2 separate regions of the Homo sapiens genome follow, and region 1 is linked to region 2. The links are chromatin loops, found by intact Hi-C in ENCODE. Cell type or tissue: IMR-90. All regions are shown on one strand. Each heading gives the region's core, and the rest is flanking DNA. Links, peaks and the distances in the headings are about the cores only.

Evidence for each region. A loop is a pair of places that touch in the nucleus more often than their neighbours do. Peaks named below come from ENCODE experiments on the same cell type or tissue, not always from the same donor. Only the 100,000 strongest peaks of a DNase experiment are listed, where the experiment ranks them.
Region 1: a loop joins it to region 2, with 2.1 times the contacts of the local background. A loop is called at or near these places in 3 of 110 quality-filtered maps.

Annotation. Positions count from the first base shown.
Region 1 is chr5:143,694,372-143,697,292 of GRCh38, reverse strand. No RefSeq gene overlaps it. Among named protein-coding and RNA genes, the nearest start is that of MIR5197, 16 kb to the right of the region's middle. In IMR-90, for the core only: no CTCF peak of the experiment used is centred there; a DNase peak (open chromatin) is centred at 1,592.
Region 2 is chr5:144,141,301-144,144,221 of GRCh38, reverse strand. No RefSeq gene overlaps it. Among named protein-coding and RNA genes, the nearest start is that of YIPF5, 28 kb to the left of the region's middle. In IMR-90, for the core only: a CTCF peak has its summit at 1,742 (motif pointing right); a DNase peak (open chromatin) is centred at 1,761.

The DNA.
Region 1 (2,921 bases), core at 175-2,674, 450 kb after region 2:
AATTAAAGGAGTTTATGGTTTCTAGCCAGTTGGAAGATGAAGAATGCAAATATGGGAGTTATGTTTGGGAAGAACCTGTTTGGGAGCCCGAGGTAAGCCCAACATGGAATCAAGCCCCTACTTGCAAAACTCAATGGAAACAAGTTCGTGTTCAAACAACTGTGGTTTCTTCGAGCTCAAGAGACAGCTGTCTGGAAAAATGACTCAATAGAGAGGTCAAACGTGTTGTAGATATTGCCTTGAGAGCATTTATTCAAATGTGGGAGTAAATTACTCAACCTTTTATAAGAGCAATAGATATTTACATTAAATCAAATGAACAACTATGTAAGCAACCATCCATATTCCACCACTACCAATCCATGTAACAGCGAGCAGACTTGCTCAGTTTCTACTTCTCGGCTGACCTCCACCTCTCACGTTCATTCTTTGAGTATCCTGGGACACACATGGTATTGTTTTAAAAGGTGGCATCCTCTGGCAGACATGCTTGGTTGCCCAGCTCTTAGCCTTAGGTATTCTTGTTCTTGCAATCATATCCAGTGTCTTTTTAGAAAACAAAGCTAACATAAGAGACAACTTTCCATAAGCCAAAGGCAACATCCAAAAACCCACCAAGAATGCATGATCTAATACAATGATTGGTAAACCTTTTCTTTTCTTTTCTTTCTTTCCTTTTTTTTTGAGACAGAGTTTCACTCTTGTTGCCCAGGCTGGAGTGCAATGGTGCGATCTTGGCTCACTGCAACTTCCGCCTCCCTCGTTCAAGCGATTCTCCTGTCTCAGCCTCCCAAGTAGTTGGGATTACACGCACGCACCACCACACCTGCTAATTTTTGTATTTTTAGTAGAGATGGGGTTTCACCATGTTGGCCAGCCTCATCCTGAACTCCTGACCTCAGGTGATCCACCCACCTTGGCCTCCCAAAGTGCTGGGATTACAGGTGTGAGCCACCACACCTGGTTGGTAAATCTTTTCTATAAAGGGCCAGATAGCAAATAGGTTCAGCTTTGTGGGCCATATTGTTTCTGTTGCAACCACACAACTCTGCCATTGTAGTGCAAAAGCAGTCATAGACAATACCTAAATGAATGAGCATTTAGGTATTCCTGTAAAACCTTATTTGTAAAAATAGGCAGAAGGCCAGACTGAGTTTGCAGGCTGTGGTTTGCCAGCACTGGTCTAGAGTTCCCAAAGGATGCATCCATCTACTATGAAAAATCCTCTTATGACTTGAGCCCTGTCTAACTTTCTGACTTTATCTTGTTCTACTCCTAATGTCACCTACTCTGGCTACCTTTTTGTTTACTTCTAAGCTTTCCTCAGCCCTCCACTTGAGGACATTTGCGTTTCAGCTTCTCTTTTCCCAGAATGCTATCCCCTGGCCCTTGTTGATTACTGAATGAATGAGATCTTGTGGCCTATTGTTGGCTTAAGGAAATGTTTTAAAGAGTTTTCAAATGTGTCCTTAATACAAAAACAGTTCTCTTCTAATTTTACAGTATACTGCTCTCTACAAGATGGCTCATTCATGACTTTCTTCAGAGATAACCTTTTCCTATCAAAAGCAAAATATGTTATCCCTAAACATGTAACTAGATGACTAATAGAAACGATAGTAATCATTGGCCACTTGCCACTCTGAATTCAGCAAGAAGTTTAAAAAGAACGGAGATGTGTCTTCTGATTAGCTTTACCTACCAAATAATTCCCAACACCACCCCCGACCCCCCCCAAAAAAAAAAAAAACTAAAAAGGCCTGTTTGTCTGTTTGTCAAGTAATGTGCTCATTAGGGACTTCCTTTCCATGAAGAATCAAAGCAGGTAGCTCTGGCCCAGATACAGGTCAAGGCCTGAGCCCATATCTGCTCAAAGTTCGAATTGTGTTTTGGGAACCAGGAATTGTCTGCTTTATTGACTAATACAAATAAAGAAGAGGGGATTCCAAGCTTGTGCGAAGGATTCTTTTGCTTTGTAAAATATCATACGTGGTGGTTTTTCAACTAGGAGTCTGACCATAGAAAGAACTACTTTACTCTGCTTATTCGTAAACCACTTTAGAAAACCCATAATACAGCTTACAGATACAATTCAACACAATTGGAGTAGAGAGGAGAGGCAGCAGGGGTAGGAGTATATTTGTTTGGGGCTATTTCCTAATGTGGGTTATTACTAGACTTTCCAAAGTTTGGGATCATTTTCTCCACACTCCCAAGTATACAACTCTTCCTCACTCATGACAATTGCATGCCTGGCTCTGGGTCACTTCCCTGGCCTATTTCAGAGCAGGAAATCTAGTTAAAATACAATATCTGGCACTTGACTAAATTTTATAAGAACAAAAAAAGTCCTCTCAAAACCTTTGACTCTTCCATGAAATTTTTCCCAAATACTCGTTGTAAAAGCCCCCAATAGATAGAATGGAAACAAAAATGTTTCTTAAAAGGGAAGAATCATGCAGAAGGAAATGATAATCACAAATCCCTCACCAATGCTTTTCTTTTAATTGAACTAAAAATTATTCTCACCTGAGCGTCATTCTCAAGTGGTTTTAAAGTCTATGCTCTCAGCCTTCTAGTGGGAGCAGTGAATCTTTCTTGCTCAGAAAGCAGACATCTAGTCAACAACGTATGTGTGCACTTTGGTCGTTTCAGCTGGCCACAGCTAAGTCTTTTGTGTTCACGTGACAGGGGTTTTGAGCCACAGTGGAAAACGCTGCCTATTTTGGTCCAGCCCTACCTTCAACAGAGGGAGCAAACAAAAGTGTCTACAAGGTAACATTAAGTGAGTGCAGGGCCCAGGTGGGAGTTGCATTCTATTACAGGCAGCCACAGCTAGATTCTGCCAAGTATGACCACATTAGAATGTAGGCCCAACATTGCCAGATCTTCCAATTGAAGAAAAAAAAATATCAGAAACC
Region 2 (2,921 bases), core at 333-2,832:
CTCTTTACATCTTGCCCTCCAAGACAGTTTGTTTGCTTTTACAGATTCAACTTTTGCCTCCATGTTAGATCTATCTAGTTTATATCCCAAACACCAACACTACACTCATGCTCAAATACCTATTATCAATTGCCTGCTAGACATTTCTTTAAGATACCCCACTGGCAACTCAAAGTCAAGTTATGCACAGTGGAACTCCTCTCTTCCTCCCTCTTCTACCCTGAAAGTCTGTCCCTTCACATTGCGTGCTCTCTCTCTCTCTCTCAGTGGGTTGCTCTCTCTCTCTCTCTCTCCTTCCTATCTCCTGTTGCCCTTTTGACTTCTCTCTTCTTCTCCCTTTCCCTCTCTCCCTTTCCATCTCTTTCTCACATCCATACCACTAACCAACAAGAATGCAGAGTCATCATTTGATTTTCTCTCCCCATAGCTTCTTACATCTCTGAACTAGGCAAGTCTTCTGTATTCTTTCAAGTCTCACCCATGCCTTCATCCTCTACAGTACTATGGTTAATCATCCAGGTTATGTAAATGTTTATTCAATCAATGCTTATCAGTGGTCTACACTATGCTGGGCACTGTAATGGGCACAATGAGGATTCAGTGCTGGCAAAGAAACGCTTTTTTCCCTGCCATGGCAATTGTCATCGTTATTGCCCCTGTATTATTACAACACTCTCCTAATTGGTATTTTGGAAGCTGGTGTCTCTCCCTCTCCAAACCATCAGGTCACAAATTACCCTCCTCAAAATACAGCTTTGGGGAATGATACATTTCTAAATATTGTGTACTTAATTATCAGTAATTCTGCTGTATGTATTATGATCTAAAGCCTTTGGAACTCTTTATGTAGAACATCATAAAGAGCTGCACTTCTAGGCCACCGACTGCATTTTGAATTGTGACTACCGTCTTATGAATGAAGTACCAAGTCATCTTCATCTGCCAGCCTCATTTCCTTCGAATACTGCAGCAAGCCACCTCCCTTGAGAATGAGGGGCAAGGGCAAGGGCCTGTAGTATTGTACTGCCCAAAGCAAGACTCTCTGGGGGAAGATCAGAGTTCCCAGGCTAACAAGGTCCACGGATCAACTTCCCATCTGAAAAAGTTAGCACCATTTAGTGCCAAAGCCACTGTCTATGCTTGTAATGCCAGCTGTACACCTCAAAAATGCATGTGGGAGATTTGTAGATAGATCAGTGCAGGTTTTCTGCACTCTGCTCTTCAAATATCAGGGAAAGCTCCTGAGGAAGTGACATCCATTTCTTTGTTTCAAATGGTTCCTCTTTTTTGTTATCACAGAAGCAATGCATGCATATTGTAAATTGATTCCTACAGTACAAAAGTATTTGAAGTAGAAATTGGAAGTCCCTCATGTGTTCCCCACCCTCACAGATTCTAAGGAAAGTAGGAGTTGATAGATGTGAGAAGAACATGTTGGACTGAGATTTTCACTAACGTTTTCAGCCTCCTTTGTCATGTCAACATCTCTTTTCCCCAACATCTCCTGTAACAAAGTAGAGATGAAAAGCCAATATAGGTGACACATTTTATCCCAAATCCCTGCTCTCAGTAGCATTCCCAGAAGTAGGAGAAGAGGCAGAAGCCAAGGAGGGCACCTAGACCCTTCAGTGACTGAGGCACAACATTCCCCCACACCCAGGATGGCAGATTAAGCTCATTATACACACAGACCTCACAAGTCTATACTATAATACCAGCATAGATGCTCTTTCACCACTAGGTGGTTCTGTAACCTATCTGATGTCATTCCCACTTGCCGACTGAAGTAAAGAACAGAAAATTTTAGGACAGTTTCTGTTGTCACACCTTCCTCATTTGTTTATATCTTCATTTTCAACTGCTCTTCCACATCCAGATAGAATTTGATCACAAAGTTGATATGCACAGTCTCACCAAAACTGCCTGTGTGTTACTTGCTGGGAAGAGGGCCATTTTCCTCTATAGGCCAGGCTCAGGCTGTGAGGCTGCAGGCTTTTTTCTAACTCTGGAGACAAGTGAAACTCCACTCTGTCCTGGTTGCAACAGGAACAGAAATCTCTTTCTCATGCTTCATTGATGGTGCCGCATCTACTGCATTTATTCATTCAATACACACTTACTGGTGCCTATTATTTTATATTTAGTGAACTTGCTAGGTCCAGAAGATAAAGAAAGTGGATTGTTTAGTCCTTGGGAGCTTAACAGTCATATGAGAGCAACAAACAAGCATCAAGAACACTTGATATTTCCCACCCAACATCCATTTCCCTTCTCCTGGATCTCAATTTTCCTCTGGAAAGCACCTCCTATCCCTCTCTCCCTCCCTCAGTACTTGGGTTTCAGGTGTCTGACTCTGCCTCTGACTTCCTGGCAAGGCATGGATTCCACCTAGGCCTGAGCGTTGCATCCTTTGCTTCCACTAATTGCTTCAGGGATAAGCGTGTGGCCTGACCCAGTGAAATGCAACCTGGGGAATTTTGCTGAAACTTGAGTATCAAGTGACCTGGGAGTATGTAGGCTTGAATCTGTTGGCAGCTGCCTTGCCATGACATGAAGTCTAAGGATGACACTAGTGTGAAGAAAGGCAGTTAAGAGATGAAAAGAGACTGGCCTTAGTGATGCAATATGAGTCTTTAAATCAAAACATGCCCAAAGCTAGATCTCCTTCTGAAGTGTCAGAAGATTTCCATTTTGCTTGATCTTATTTGAACCAGATTTTCTGTCACTTTCACCAGATATAATGTTATTATAATATATAATAACATATACAACATATGTAATATATATTATACCATATATTAATATATAATATATACTAATAATAAATACAGGGATTATTACAATGAAATGTGATAAGTGGGTGATATGATAGAAGTTAGTGCCAGCAATAAGTAGGAGAAATATCTAACCCACAGGGAGGG